Regions from separate parts of the Homo sapiens genome. Here region 2 is linked to region 1. Evidence: read pairs that join two places in POLR2A ChIA-PET (ENCODE). Cell type or tissue: GM12878. All regions are shown on one strand.

Region 1 (8,000 bases):
CTTCCTCAGAGTCACTTTGCAGGGATTGTCTGTGCTTGGTCTCGCCTCCCAGGTCTCAGGTGCTGCGGGTTTCAGGCGGCTGTGGTGGATCCAGGCTGGGATTCCTTCTACTTTCACAGCTGTGGGAGTGGTCAAGATGGCGGTCTGGGGTCCTTTCCACTGTGGCTCCAAGGGGGCTACGTTCCAATCCTTGATCCATACCCAATCGCCTTTGCTGTCTTCTGTACCAAGTCATCCACAAATGCTAACCCGTTGTCCGAGCCGATTTGCAAGGGCAGTCCAAACCTAGGGATGAGATCTCCACATTTGGGGGTCTCGGTGAAGTCTACCTGGGAATCTTCAAAGGGGGCTGCTCCATAAGCCTGTATGCCAGGCGGGATGGTTGGACCTTGCCTAGCATTGTGCTGCCGGCAGGTGACACACTGTGGCACCACTGTTTTGCCAAGGGCTGACAGATGTAAGATGTAGAAGTACAACTTTTTAAGTGACTCTTGGCCCAGGTGGGTGGACTCATGCACAGCCAGTACAACTGCGGCTCCTAGCAGTTGTGACATGGCTATTCTTCTGTCCAATAACCAGATCCATCCTTTTTCTATCACCTGCCTTCCCTCCGGCTGATGAAATGCCAGGGTGAAAGGGATAGCCAATTGGTGTAAAGCAAAAATGCCACTCCAGTTATTTGGCAGAGTGTCCAGTAAAGGTCCACCACAATACCACCACACATCCGCTTGGAGATGAACAAGGGCTGACTTGTTGGTAAGCTCTTGAAAGTTCTTAAACTCACTACATCCCTTCAGGTCTCCAAGGAAAACTAAGTTTCCTCCCTGTTGTGAGAGACACAAAGTGAACTTAGTGTTGGGAGACGGAAGCTGGATGGCCCTTGGGGGCTGACCCTCAGGGTACTGAACTTCGGGATATAGCAGAGAGAGAACTTGGCATGACCTTTACTTCAGGCTGTGGAATCCTGGAAAAGAGCTACCATGCAGCCCACGCCTGGTCAACTGGAGGACCACCTTAGTGGAAAGGGGACAATCTGGGCCTCTGGCCTGCCACGTGCACAAACATAACAATTGCTTTTGTTTAACGTGCGGACGGAATATTTGATCCTTTCCAACCAGGCATTTGCATCTTGGTATCCTGCCTTAATTGCCAAAGTTTGTTTTAAGTCTTTAACTTCTATGATACTCTAGTAAAATGAATGTATGGTTTTAGGAAATTACAAAAACCAGTTGGGGCAGTCATCCTTGCTCTTTAGTGATCCACAGAACATTGGACCAACTATGGCATAAAAGCTCTACATCAGGGGGCAATACTCCAGGTTGACACTGGGGTCTATCAAAATCTCCCCGGATTAAATGATCCCAATTTACTAATGCCCAGTCTGAGGACAGTCAGGAGGGACAGAGGTACTTTTCTGAAGTAGAGAGCTGTCTTTGAGACTTGGCAAGTCCCCACAGGGTATAACAAGGCAAGCATTAAATGCAATAGTTTGAGGCGAAATTGACTTGGTTATGTTAATAACTAGATGGTCAGCAATAGAACTAGGAAAGAAGAAAGAGTAATAGAATAGATGAAAGAGTTAAATTTTTCTTAGCTTTAGTTTGGTAGGGTTTTCCCCTGGGACTATGGCCCACAACTCCGGACCGGGTGGCGCTTTCTTGACTCGGGTGTGATGAGTCCATCCTTTTTTGCTGTACGAGCAGCAGTCTCGGTGGTTAGCAGCACAAAGTAGGGTCCTTCCCAGGCTGGCTGGAGTTTTCCTTCTTTCCACCCTTTGATGAGAACGTAATCTTCAGGCTGGTGCTGGTTTACAGGAAATTCTAGGGGTGGTACATGTGCTAAAAGACTTTTAGTTTTGAGGGAAAGGAAAGTGGAAGATAAACCAAGTATATAATTTCTAAGAAATTGACCTTTTGTTTTAAATGTGGGGTCATCAGCAGCAGATTTTATAGTCCTTGGTGCCTTTTTACTGAGAAATTTCCTTTAGCACCTATATTTATTAGTTTTTAGGCCAAAGAAAGCCATATACCATTTTATATCTGACGATGCTTCCTGTATGATTTTTATACCAGATAAGCTAAAGTTCACCTTTATATTAGTGTGTTATTAATGTCAAACTTAGTTTTAATAAAACTTTGTAGACATATTTATTCAATTTTTGATGTCTGACCATAAGGTAAGATTTTTATAGACTCTTTTTAACCTATTATAATTTTTGTTAAAGAGCAGGTTAGTGCTTTAAGAAAAACCCGTTGTGTTTTTACTTTAATGTCCAGTTCACAGAAAAACTGGATGATACCTCTTTAACTTTAGCCAATATGTTTATACACAGAATTTCTTTTACAATTAACGTTTTAAAACTTGCTTAAACCTTCAAAACAAAAACAATTTTTTAACTTTTTAATGTAGATAAAAATCCACATTTTTATGCCTCCTTATAATCCTTTTACTAAAAGTATATTTTACTTTCCTCATACACCTTGCATATAAACTGTTTCTTCAATAGTTTTACATTCAGGAGGCCTAATTACTTTTAAATTATACAACATTTCTTGCGTAAATTCCTTTTTTATAACACACATTTTTTTCTTCTTTCACGACTTTTACAGACAATTCTTCGACATGTCTCAATTTTCTGACTTATTGCAAACATCCTTTTCTTTAAACAACCAGTTAATTTATTTTAGGACAAGAATTTACCATATAACATTCTTTTTACATAAACTCCCCCCTGCCCCCCTCTCCCCCCCCCCCGCTTTTTCTCTCTCTTTTTTTTTTTTCCCCTAATTTCCCGGGAGGAACCATCTATCGTCCAGTCTTGAAGGGGGTTCCTCCTAGGTCTGGTCGGACCTTTGTAAGGTAATTAAGATTTAAATCCCTTGTTAGGAAACCTGCTGGGTTAAGGGAATTTTTATTGGTTAATATTAAATCATCTTTTTCTAACAGAATAGCCTCATACTTTAAGATTTTTGAGTCAGGAAGTTACGTTTTTGCTTTTTTTTTTTTTTTAATTTAGGATAGTTCTGAACTGGTGAAGTGTGCTCACAACGAGGTTTCCTCTAAAAGTTATTTTTCTACTTGCTTCTGTTAGCAAAGCCGTTGCCGCTGCAGATTGAATGTATATGGGCCATCTGTGGATTACTGGGCTAAGAAATTTTGATAGGGAGGCTACGGATTGCCAGTGGCCTCAGTGCTTTTGGGCTATGCCCTTGTTTACGCTGACAACAAAGTGGTATTGGAGTGTTACATGGTCACGGAGAAGACCTTTAATTATCAATTATAGGTTCCAAATTTAGCTTGGCTTTTAAAGGACTAGGACACACTGTTTTTTTCTTAACTACTTGTATATCTCTCTTTTTCTCTCTTTGACTTTCTTTTTTTCTCTTTGACTTTCTTTTTATCTCTGTCTCTTCCTCTCTCTGCCTCTCTCTCTCTTTGACTCCTCTTTGTCTCTCTGTCTCTTCCTCTGTCTTTCTTTCTCTCTTTGCCTCTTGTATTCTCTCTCTCTTTCCTCTCTCTCTTTCTCCTCTCTCTCTTTTTCTCTCTGCTGGTCTTTCCTTGCCTCTGTGAGCCGCGTATTCTGCTGTTCTCCTCTCTCCTTCCTCTTCCCCAAGGGAAAGGACCGACGGGAGTGGAGCTACTCTTTCTTCCTTGGCTGTCTGTCCCTTTGCCACTAGTACTACTACTGCTGCCTGTCCTCTTAACCACTGTGAGGGGTCTAAAACCAGCTGCAACCAAGTATCTATGTATGGAAACTGATCTGGGTGTCCTGATTTACCAGTTACTTTGTGCCATACCTTTGAAACTAGGGACCTGTCTAGGCTTCCTTCTGATGGCCATCCCACCTCTAATGCCGGCCAATCTATCTCACCAAAGCTTTAAGCTTTTCAGGTGTCATAGCGATTCCATAGGCCCCATTGAATCCTTTCTTGAAATTCTTTAACATAGTTCCTAACGGGGTAGGCTTACTTTGTGTTTTACTCATTTTCCTCTCTCAGGAGACAAAACAACACTCTTACCACAAAGAGGGAAGGGGAGAGGGGGCAAAAAGTCACCCGCTAACCAAGCAATTCACACTAAAACCAAAGTACGGATAAGGAGTTACTCATTCATTAAGCAATTTGAGCCAAGTCAGAACCGAAATCAAAGCCAAAACAGTTCAAATCCGAAGGTCAATACTGAAATCTAAACCAAAACAGTGCGAATCTAGTCAAAATCAAAACCAAAACCAAGGTACCGATAAAAGCACGTTGTGGGTGATCAGGCCAGGCTTCCACTCAAATGGAGTGGGCAAGTTCCAAGACCGCTTCTTACCATATTCCAGATGTCCGGACACCAAGCGACTCCAAGCGCCGATTCCTTGCCGGTGTTCATCCGCTGCGTTAATCCTCCGCGGGGCCCTACCATGCCCTGCTCTGGAGAGGCATTCCACCCGGGCAATTCCCTACCCGGGAGCGCTCTTTTCGCGTCACTAAAGCCTGCCAGAGTCCCCCGCAGGGATGCTCCACAGGGCAGGCCTAAGCCGCCTAAGGGGCTGCCTCAACCGTCCACTAATCACCTGGCTTCTTGGTCAGGGAACCAAGAAATGTAGCAGGACCTGTCTTAGACAAGACCTCTCAGACACCCGTTTTAGCAAGGAATAGGCTTTAATCAACTAGGAGCATTGGTAGACTCGCATCTCAAGATCCGACCTCCTCGATGTCAAGATTCCTGTCCCTTTTAAGGGCTTACAACTAACTAAGGGGTCCAAGTGAAAGGGTCGTGATACATTGTGCAAGCGGGGGCTATGTGACTGGGGCTGCATGCACCAGTGATCATAACAGAACAGAACTGAACAGGGAGTTAAACAATGCTCCCTCATACAATGTCTGGAATCTATAGGTAACATAAGTGATTAGGTCAGGGGTCGATCTTTAACCACCAGGCCTGGGGTGTGGCGCCAGGCTGTCTGACTATTGAATTTCACTTCTGCCTTTTCTTTAACTCCTACTTTCTCTTTCCTTTGAGGCAGAAATTAGGCAGAAAACAATATGAGAGATGGTCTCCTTTAATTTAGGGTTATGATTTTTGCCATTTCCTCTCAGATGGTTCAGAAATAATAAGTAATATTATATATATAACAAATAATTATAAAGTTTTATCCATATATTAATTTATCTGTTGCATAACTACCTCAAAACTTAATGCCTTAAAACAACAGAAATGTATTATTTCTCACAATTTTGTGGATTAACTGGATTCAGCTGGAAGATTCCTTTGCTCTGTATGGCATTAACTGAGATCATGCACTCTGCTTCGGTCAGCTGGGCTGGGCTGGGCTAGAAAGTCCAAGAAAGCTTCACTCACATGTATAGCACCTTGTTGTTTCTTAATATGGCCTCTATGGCTCAAGCTATGTGACTACCTTGGGTTTCCTCACAACATGGTGGTTTCAGAGGAGACAGACTTCTTGTATCGGCTAGCTTGCAAGAGGGAGAAATGTAAGCTGCCCATCCTCTTAAGGCAGGAAGTTGCTGAGCCATATCAGGATCTAGGGCAAATCCTCTTTTCTAGGCCAGGAAAAGCCAGTTAGGCAGTGACTCAGGGAGGAATCCTAGGGGCAAAAGAGGAGGAGGGAGAGGAAGAACACAAAGAGGCTCCCCCCAGACAGAGGTCAGAGGGTTCAGAGGTTCAGTAGCCTAGAGTACTTCCTTTGCCTCTAATATCTTTAGCCTAGGAGCTCATTTAAAGAAATCAAGGGGTGGAGAGGAAGGAAAATGTCACTGACTTAGCACAAAGTGCCAGGAGCTCTTTCACATCAACTCTGTGAAAAAAGCCATTACTATCTGCTTGAAAAGAAGAGGTAGCAGAGGACCTGTGAGCACACTCATGCTACATGTTTTGGATTAATGAACATATTTGCTTCTTTATTTCAGTGAATATCTTTTGGGCCAGGACTCTGCTTGGGAACACAAGGATGAATGATGTCTTAGTCAGCTATTGCTGCCATGATGCCATGTAACAAACATCCTCCAAATCTTGGTGGTTTACAACACCAAATATTTATTTTCCTCATTCACAGGTCAGTGGGTCTGCAGGCTTCTGTTGCAGACCAGGAGTTGGCTGGCGCTAGGACCAGGCTTTAGGTTGAGTTCAAGTCTACTCATATCTCCACACTCTACTTGGCCCAGTGGCTACCCTGGGATATGTTCTTCTCAAGAGAGATCACAGGAGTATGAATACAGGAGATGGGCCAAACCACACTGGCACAATGAAGACTTCTGCTTATATCATTGGCCAAAGCAAATCCCATACCCAAATCTAAAGTCACTGAGGCAGAGATGTGTATTCTGCCCACTGTGAAGCCATGATATGGCATAGCTGGATAATTAATGATGATAAGTCAGGAAGGGAGTGAAAAATTGAGAGCAATGATCCAGTCTGCTCCAAGTGATGAGGCACAAGCTTTGCTTGTACTCAGAGAGCTTACAGTCTAGTGGGGGGATTCATAAAGCAACAATTACAATGCAATAAGGCAAGTGCAATGAGGAGGCATAGGTGGGTGGCATGGGAGTGTGTGTGTGCACATGAATGCATATATATACATGTGCATGCAGGCAAGTCCCTGCAGCCATCTGGACATCTAGAAAGACTTTCTAGAGAAGGAGATGCCTAAGGTATAAGTGCAAAAGGGTAAAATAAGGACAAGCTCTTAGTTGAAATGGAGAGAAGTGGGTAGGGGAGGGAGGAAGGGCATTACAGGCCTTGAAGACTGTGTGAGCCAAGGCAGGAGGCCAGGAGCAGGGTGGTATGTGCAGGGAAAATGAGAAGCAGTTTTCTGTCACTGGAACATGCAGGGGGAGGGAGTAGGCATGAGGAGAAGAGAGGCAGAGGTTGGCAGGACCCAGCCACGGGGGGCTTTCTAATGCTCTGGACGTCTTCCTTTATCCCCCTGATCTCTTCTCATGTCCTACTCCATTTCTGTTGCTCGTAGCATAATACCTGAAACTGGATAATTCGTAAAGAAAAGAAATTTATTTTTTACGGTTATGGAGGCTGAGAAGTCCAAGGTGAGGGGCTGCATTTGGTGAGGGCCTTTTTGCTAGCAGAGACTCCCTTCAGTCTTGAGGTGGTGCAGGGCATCACACAGCAAAGAGGCTGAGTGTGCTGGCTCAGATCTCTTTTCTTCTTATAAAGCCACCATCCCACATCCATGATAACTCATTAGTCCATTCATCCATTAATCCATTAATGGGCGGAGACCTCATGACCCAATCACCTCTTAAAGGCCTCTCAGTACTGTCACTTTGGGGATTAAATTTAAACATGAGTTTTGGAGAGGACAAACATTCAACCATAGCACCGTAATTGCTCCACTTTGCTCCACGTCCTGGGTAGCTGACCTGTGTGGGCTGTCTCCAGAGCCTATCTTATTCTGGGAAGATGAAAGATAGCAGAATGTAGTTTTTGCCTTTCTCCATATTCCCCCTGTGATGGACTCAATTGTGCCCCCCACCTCCAATTCATATGTTGAAGCCTTAACTCCCAGAGAGACTATATTTGGAGAAAAGGCCTACTGCTATGGTTTTGAATATATGTGTGTCTCCAAAATTTATGTTGGAATTTAACCCCCAAAATAATGATATGGGCCAGACGCGGTGGCTCACATCTGTAATCCAGCACTTTGGGAGGCCAAGGTGGTGGATGGTTTGAGGTCAGGAGTTCAAGACCAGCCTGGCCAATATGGTGAAATCCTGTCTCTACTAAAAATACAAAAATTAGCTGGGCGTGGTGGTGCTCCTGTAGTTTCAGCTACTCAGGAGGCTGAGGCATGAGAATGGCTTGAACCTGGGGGGTGGAGTTTGCAGAGAGCCGAGATGGCACCATTGCACTCCAGCCTGGGCCACAGAGCAAGACTCTGTCTCAAACAAACAAACAAACCAAAAAAAAAAAAAAAACAAAAACCCAAAACAAAGGAATGATATGAAGAGGTCTGGCCTTTGGGAGGTGATTAGGCCAAG
Region 2 (8,000 bases), 55 kb before region 1:
CAAGGGAGGGCAAGAGCTGGTGACAGAGTAGCTCCGAGGCAGAGTGGGAGCGCTGAAACCCACTGCGGGAAAGCTCCATGTGTGCTGGGTGCTGGGAGGCTGCCCCCACCTTGTTGCCAAACACCTTGGAGTGGGCTCTTTTGTGAGTTTTCTCAGAATCTGCAGAGTGGAGAGAGGCGGCAGGGGAGCCCCCAGGCCACTGGCACAGTAGGGCAGGGAAATGGAGCTCCTATGCCAGCCTGCCTGGTTTTTATTTTTTAATTTTGTTCTTATCATTTAGCCCACAATGTCAACTGCCTTGGTTTTAGATGAGAAGAGCTTGTCCATCCGGTGGCCTGTCCAGCCCAGATTCCGTTTCACTTGGGGACAGCCAGAGACAGCTTGGGAAGGCCAAGGCCACCCAATCAGGAGTGTGTTGCCTGACAGGAGAGTAAACGCCCAGCCCAGAGGCTGCTGAATGAGTCAGTGAGCAAAAGAAGAGCAGGAATGAAAGAACGGGAAGTGAATGAATGCCTGGCTGCAGCTCCCCCACCACCTCCACCCCCCTGCACCCAGTATAGCCCCGGGGCTATGGGGCTATGTTACTCCCAAGAGCATCTGAGCACCCCAGGGCTCCAGCTTGCTCTTCCTCTCCCAAGAAAGAACCGATCTTTGATTTCCTTTTGTCCAACTGCTGCCAAGACTGAGTAGAAGCAGGCAAAGGTGTGTCACCTGAGTGTCAGTGGATGTCCACGTAGCTGTAAAGGGGCGAGTGCCATAGGTGGATCTTGGGGCTAAGGGCCAGCCTGGCAGGGGTGGGGCTGCCACAGACTCTGAGCCAGCCCTAGCCAGGACAGGCCTGGCTGCCCCTCGGCCCTTTATGCCTGAGTGGGGCTGTGGGGGAGCACACTTTCTTGCTCCCATTGGATACGATCCCTTCCAACAGCTGCAGGAAGTGCAGGACCTCAGGTTGGAGAGGTAGGAACTGACCTACACCTCCCGGCTTCACTGCACCTGCCTGGTCAGGAGCTGTGGCTGAAGCTGGTGTCCAGGATGCCCTCAACCATGTAGCCGGGCAGCCCCGGGAGGAGTCTGCTGGCTCATTCAGAACCGACCTGGACATAGACCAAGATTCATGCCCAAGGACGTGGCCCAAGTCCAGCATGGGAGAAGCATGGCGAGCATCTTATCAGAGCCGGCAGGCTGGGTAACTGTGGTGCATTGGCACAGTGAAAGCAAGCCATGCAGGGGGCACCATCACAGAGGCAGAGCTACAAAAACATAATGTTACGATTCTTTTCACCTTATGCCCTTTGATTTATTTATTTTTGGGGGGGACAGGGTCGCACTCTGTCACCCAGGCTGGGGTACAGTGGCATGATCTTGGCTCACTGCAGCCTCGACATCCCACACTCAGGCAATCCTCCCACCTCAGCTTCCCAAGGAGCTGGGAGCACAGGCACGTGCCACTACGCCTGGCTACATTTTTTCTTAAATCATTTATGGAGACTGGGCGTGGTGGCTTATGCTTGTAATCCCAGCACTTTGGGAGGCTAAGGTGGGTGGATCACGAGGTCAGGAGTTCAAGACCAGCCTGGCCAACATGGTGAAACCCCGTCTCTACTAAAAATACAAAAATTAGCTGGGCATGGTGGCGCATGCCTGTAATCTCAGCTACTCAGGAGGCTAAGGCAGGAGAAATGCTTGAATGAGGACCCGGGAGGTGGAGGTTGCAGTGCGCCGAGATCCCACCACTGCAAGACTCCGTCTCAAAAAAAAAAAAAAAAAAATTTATGGAGACAGGGTCTCTCTACATTGCCCAGGCTGGTATTCTCTTTTACACTGTTTGAATTTTTGGTAACCATACACCTGTATTGCTTTAGTAACCAAATCTAAAATTTCAAAAGAGGAATGTATTATCACTTTGGAAGTGGTATGAAAAATACATTAGAAGAGGGCAGGACTGGAGGCCAGGAGCCCAGTCAGTCCCTTCTGCAAGGGTCCAGGAGAGAGCAGGTGGCTGAGCGAGGCAGTGGCAGAGAGGTAGAGGGGGAGGTGACACCCACGAGATGTTTGAGAAGTCAAAATGATGCTAGCACCTCTTCCACACGGATGCTCCCAGAGGACATCACGCTTGGTGAGATAAGCTGGTCACCAAAGGAGAAATACTATACAATCTCACTTATCTATGAGGTACCCAGAGCGCCAAAATCATAGAGGCAGACAGAAGGGTGTCTGCCAGGGGCTGGGATGAAGGGCCGGGGGGTTGATGTTTAATGGGGACAGTTTCGGTTCTGCAAGATGAAAGGGGTTCTGCAGTGGAAGAGTGGGGAGGGTTACCCAACAGTGTGAATGTACTTAGTGCCACTGAACTGTACACTTGAAAATAGTTAAAACGGTCAATTTTATGCTATGTACATTTGACCACAATAAATAAATAAACAACGGCCAGGCACGGTGAGGCCGAGGCAGGAGATTGCTCGAGCCCAGGAGTTTGAGACCATCCTGAGCAACATAGTGAGACCCTGTCTCAAAAAAACAAAACAAAACAAAACAAAAAACAAAACAAACCAACCAACCCAGGAAAATACCCCCAGCAATGCCTGTGGGTGAGAGGAGGTTAGGGGGACAGAGGAAGCTAGGAGGAGCCCAGCTCTTGCCTCGGACAGTAGTCTTGTTCTCCACGATACCCACAGTGCCTGGCACGTGGCAGGGCTCAATGAATGTTTGTGAAGCAAATGAATGGACTTATGCACTGCCTTAAAGAGTTAGCTGTTGTTTCCTGTAGGCTGGCCTTCTTCCCCCAGAACCAGCAGAATATTGGGCACATACAAGATGCTTAATTAATACTCCACTGAAAAAAGAAGGCCAGCATAAAGTTAATTTATTGCCTAGAAAGATGCTTATGTTATGACGCTGCACCAAAAAATAGGACACACCAGTATCTCCAGTTGCAGTCTATTTTATAAAAAAAAAAGTGGGTGTATACATGCATATGCACACACACACACACACACACACGCAGAGACACATACGTTGGGGGGGGGTTGGTAGAGAGACAGAGAGAGGGAGAGAAAGAGAGAGAGTCTTGGCACAACGTCTGACAAAGTTAGCAATGAATCTCTGTGTAGCTATGAGTGCGTTCAGTTTCCTTGCTTTTGCTTATTGTCTTTGAGGTCCTATGACCTTAGGCAAGGAATTTAAACCTCTTTGAGTACAGTTTTCTCATAGGTGAAATAGGGACATTTACAGCAACTATTGTATACCTTTGTCCCTTGCTTGGCTTGTCTTTCATGAATGAGGGAGGAGGTGGAGGCACAGAGAGCCTGGGAAATGGCACAGAACTGCTGCCAATCCATTCCACACCACAGCTGGCAACGATCTTGACCCAGCTAATTTTATATTATTACTCACATGCCTTTATATGTTTTTGTGAATACAAACAGGACAGACTTTATTGTGCTTTGCTTTATTATGCTTCACAGATACTGTGTTTTCTACAAATCAAAGGTTGTGGCAACCCTGTCTTGAGCAAGTCTTATCAGTGCCATTTCTCCAAAAGCATGAGCTCTCTGTGTGTCTCTGTGTCACATTTTGGTAATTTTCGCAATAGTGCAGATTTTTTCATTATTATTATATCTGTTATGGTGATCTGTGATCAGTGATTGTTGATGTTACTATTGTAAGTGTTTTGGGGTGCCACAAACCACACCCATAGAAGACAATGGATTTAATCGATAAATGTCTGTGTTCTGACTGCCCCACCAACCAGCCATTCCCTGGTCTCTTTCCCTCTCTCCAGGCCTCTCCTTGTTCCTTGAAATGCAACAATATTGAAATTAGGCCAATTAATAACCCTGCCATGGCCTCTAAGTGTTCAAGTGAAAGAAAGAGTCACGCTTTTGTTGCTTAAAATCAAAAGCTAGAAATGATGGAGCTTAGTGAGGCAGGAATGCTGAAAGCCAGAAAGGCTAAAAGTGAGGCCTCTTGCACCAAACAGTTAGCCAAGCTGTGAGTGCGAAAGACAAATTCTTTTTTTTTTTTTTTTTTTGAGACAGACTCTCGCTCTGCCCAGGCTGGAGCGCAGTGGCGTGATCTCGGCTCACTGCAACCTCCACCTCCTGGGTTCAGGTGATTCTTGTGCCTCAACCTCCCAAGTAACTGGGATTACGGGTGCCTGCCACCACACCAGGCTAATTTTTGTATTTTTAGTAGAGAGGGGGTTTCATCAGGTTGGCCAGGCTGGTCTCGAACTCCTGACCTTAAGTGATCTGCCCACCTCAGCCTCCCAAAGTGCTGGGATTACAGGCGTGAGTCACCGCACCCGGCTGGAAAAGTTCTTGAAGGAAATGAAAAGGGCTACTCTAGTGAACACACAAATTATAATAATGTGAAAAAGACTTGTTGCTGATATGGAGAAAGTTTGAGTGGTCTGGATAGAAAATCAAACCAACCACAACATTCCCTTAAGCCAAAACCTAAACCAGAGCATGTCCCTAACTCTCTTCAATTCTAGGAAAGCTGAGAGAGACAAGGAAGCTGCAGAAAATTTGGAAGCTGCTAGCGTTGGTTGGTTCATGAGGTTTAAGGAAAGAAGACATCTCCATAACATAAAAGTGCAAGGTAAAGCAGGAAGTGCTGATGGAGAATTGGCAGCAAGTTATCCCAAGGATCTAGCTAAGATCACTGACGAAGGTGGCTACAATAATCAACAGGTTTTCGATGTAGACCAAACAGCCTTCTATTGAAAGAAGATACCATCTAGGACTTCCATAGCTAGAGAGGAGAAGTCAATGCTTGGCTTCAAAGCTTCAAAGGACAGACTGATTCTCTTGTTAGGGGCTAAGGTAGCTGGTGACTTTAAGCTGAAGCCAATGCTCGTTGACCCTTCTAAAACTCCTAGGGACCTTAACAATTAAGCAAGATGTACTCTGCCTGTGCTTGTAAATGGAACAGGCCTGGATGACAGCATATCTGTTTACAGTATGATTTATTCAATATTTTAAGCCCACTGTTGACACCTACTGCTTAAAATACTACTGCTCATTGACAATGCACCTGGTCTCCCAAGAGCTCTGATGGACAGGTAAGAGGAGAGTAATGTTTTCATGCCTGTTAACACAACATTAATTCTGCAGCCCATGGATCAAGGAGTAATTTTGACTTTCAAGTCTGTTTTTTAATTAATTAATTTTTTTTTTTTTTGAGACAGGGTTTTCTTACTCTGTCACCCAGGCTGGAATGCAGTAGCATGATTATGGCTTACTGTAGCCTCAAACTCCTGGGCTCAAGTGATCCTCCTGTCTCAGCCTCCCAAGTAGCTGGGACTACAGGTGCATGGTATTTCACCTGGCTAATTTTCGTTGTTGTTTTTGAATGGAGTCTCGCTTTGTCACCCAGGCTGGAGTATAGTGGCGTGATCTCGGCTCACTGCAACCTCCGCCTCCCGAGTTCAAGCGATTCTCCTGCCTCAGCCTCCCAAGTAGCTGGGATTACAGGTGCCCGCCACCACGCTTGGCTAATTTTTGTATTTTTAGCAGAGACAGGGTTTCATCATGTTGGCCAGGCTGGTCTTGAACTCCTGACCTCAGGTGATCCACCCACCTCAGCCTCCCAAAGTGTTGGGATTACAGATGTGAGCCACTGCACCCGGCCTCCTGGCTAATTTTTAAATTTTAATTTGTAGAGATGTCTCACTATGTTGCCCAGGCTGGTCTTGAACTCCTGGCCTCAAACAATCCTCCTCCCTTGGCCTCCCAAAGTGCTGAGATTACAGACGTGAACCACCATATCTGACCCTCAAGTTACATTATTTAAGAAATACATTTTGTAAGGCTATAGCTGCAATAGACAGTGATTCCTCTGTTGGATCTGGGCAAAGTAAACTGAAAACCTTCCATTGTAGATGCCAGTAAGAACATTTGTGACTCAGGAGAGGAGGTGAAAATATCAACATGAATAGGAATGTGGAAGAAGTGGATGCTAATTTAGAAGAAGTGGATGCTAAGAAGTGGATGGAGGAAGTGGATCCATGTGGATGATTTTGAGGGGTTTAAGACTTCAGTGGAGAAATGAACTGCAGATGTGGTGGAAGTAATAAGAGAAAACTAGAATTAGACATGAAGCCTGCAGATATGAGCGAATTGCTGCAATCTCATGATAAAACTTGAATGAATGAGTTGCTTCTTATGTATGAGTCAAGAAAGTGGTTTTTGAGATGGAAGCTACTCCTGGTGAAGATGCTGTGAATGACAACAAAGGATTTGGAGCAGGGTGTCCAGTCTTTTAGCTTTCCTGGGCCACACTGGAAGAAGAATTGCCTTGTTCTACACATAAAATACACTAACAACTAACGATATGTGATGAGAAAACAAACAAACAAAAAACGCAAAGAAAATCTCATAATATTTTAAGAAAATTTACAAATTTGTGTTGGGCCACATTCAAAGCCGTCCTGAGCTGCACGTGGCCTGCGGGTTGGACAAGCTTGATTTAGAATATTCTATAAATTGTCTGGGAGTGGTGGCTCACACCTGTAATCCCCACACTTTGGGGGGCCGGGGCAGGTGGATCACCTGAGATCAGGAGTTCAAGACCAGCCTGGCCAACATGGTGAAACCCTGCCTCTACTAAAAATACAAAAAATTAGCCAAGCGTGGTGGCGGACGCCTGTAATCCCACCTACTCTGGAGGCTGAGGCAGTAGAATTGCTTGAATCTGGGAGGTGGAGGTTGCAGTGAGCCGAGATCGTGCCACTGCACTCCAGCCTGGGCAACAAAAGTGAAACTCCATCTCAAAAAAAAAAAAAAAAAAAGAATATTCCATAAACTTAGTTGATAAAGCAGCAGCAGAGTTAGAAAGAATTGACTCTAATTTTGAAAGAAGTGCTACTGTGAATCAAACAGCATTGCATGCTACAGAGAAATCCGTCATGAAAAGAAGAGTCAATTGATGCAGCAAACTTTATTGTTGTGTTATTTTAAGAAATTGTGGCTGGGTGCAGTGGCTCACACCTGTAATCCCATCACTTTGGGAGGCCCAAGCGGGCCCAGGAACTCCTTGAGCCCAGGAGTTCGAGACCAGCCTGGGAAACATAGTGAGACTGTGTCTCTGCAAATAATAAAAACATAGGCTGGGTGTGGTGACATGCACTTGTGGTTCCAACTACTCGGAAGGCTGAGGTCGGGGCATTGCCAAGGTGATCAGGGCTGCTGCAAGCCATGATTGTGGCATTGCACTCCAGCCTGGGCAACAGAGCAAGACCCTGTCTCAAAACACAAAAAACAAAAACAAAAAAAATAAAAAGAAAGAAAGAAATTGCCATAGCCACCCTACTCTTCAGCAGTTAGTCAGCAGCCATCAACATTGAGGCAAGACCCTCTCCAGCAAAAAGACTACAAGTCGCTTGCTAAAGTCTCAGATGATTGTTAGCATTTTTTTCAGCAAATAAAGTATTTTTAAGTTATGTACTTTTTTTAGACATACTACTGTACACTTAATAGACTACAGTATAGTATAAAAGTAACTTTTTTTTTTTCAGACAGAGTTTTGCTCTTGTTGCCCAGGCTGGAGTGCAATGGCATGTATCTCGGCTCACTGCAACCTCTGCCGCCCGGGTTCCAGCGATTCTCCTGCCTCAGCCTCCCGAGTAGCTGGGATTACAGGTGCCTGCCACCATGCCTGGCTAATTTTTTGTATATTTAGTAGTGACGGGGTTTCACCATGTTGGCCAGGGTGGTCTCGAACTCCTGACCTCAGGTGATCCGCCTGACTTGGCCTCCCAAAGTGCTGGTATTACAGGTGCGAGCCACTGCACCCGGCCGTGTAAATGTAAATTTTATATGCACTGGGAAACAAAAAAATTTGTGTGATTTGCTTTATTGTGATATTAATTTTGTTGCAGTGGTCTGGAACTGAACCTGCAATACCTCTGAGGTATGCCTGTAACAGCCAAAATATAGAATGTCTTAGGGCTTCCCCACAAAAGGTTTTGGGGTTTTGGGAAAATTTGGGGAAGGCCA

What was found. Peaks named below come from ENCODE experiments on the same cell type or tissue, not always from the same donor. Only the 100,000 strongest peaks of a DNase experiment are listed, where the experiment ranks them.
Region 2: POLR2A ChIA-PET joins it to region 1 with 5 read pairs; 3 of 35 experiments call an interaction of 5 or more read pairs at or near these places.

What each region holds. Positions count from the first base shown.
Region 1 is chr10:71,936,425-71,944,424 of GRCh38, reverse strand. No RefSeq gene overlaps it. Among named protein-coding and RNA genes, the nearest start is that of CHST3, 24 kb to the left of the region's middle. RefSeq lists a silencer at 5,989-6,145. In GM12878, no CTCF peak of the experiment used is centred here; a DNase peak (open chromatin) is centred at 4,134; H3K27ac peaks cover 354 bases.
Region 2 is chr10:71,991,452-71,999,451 of GRCh38, reverse strand. The region is part of intron 1 of CHST3 (carbohydrate sulfotransferase 3); the gene reads right to left. Among named protein-coding and RNA genes, the nearest start is that of CHST3, 31 kb to the right of the region's middle. RefSeq lists an enhancer at 774-1,726 and a silencer at 7,660-7,833. In GM12878, no CTCF peak of the experiment used is centred here; no DNase peak of the experiment used is centred here.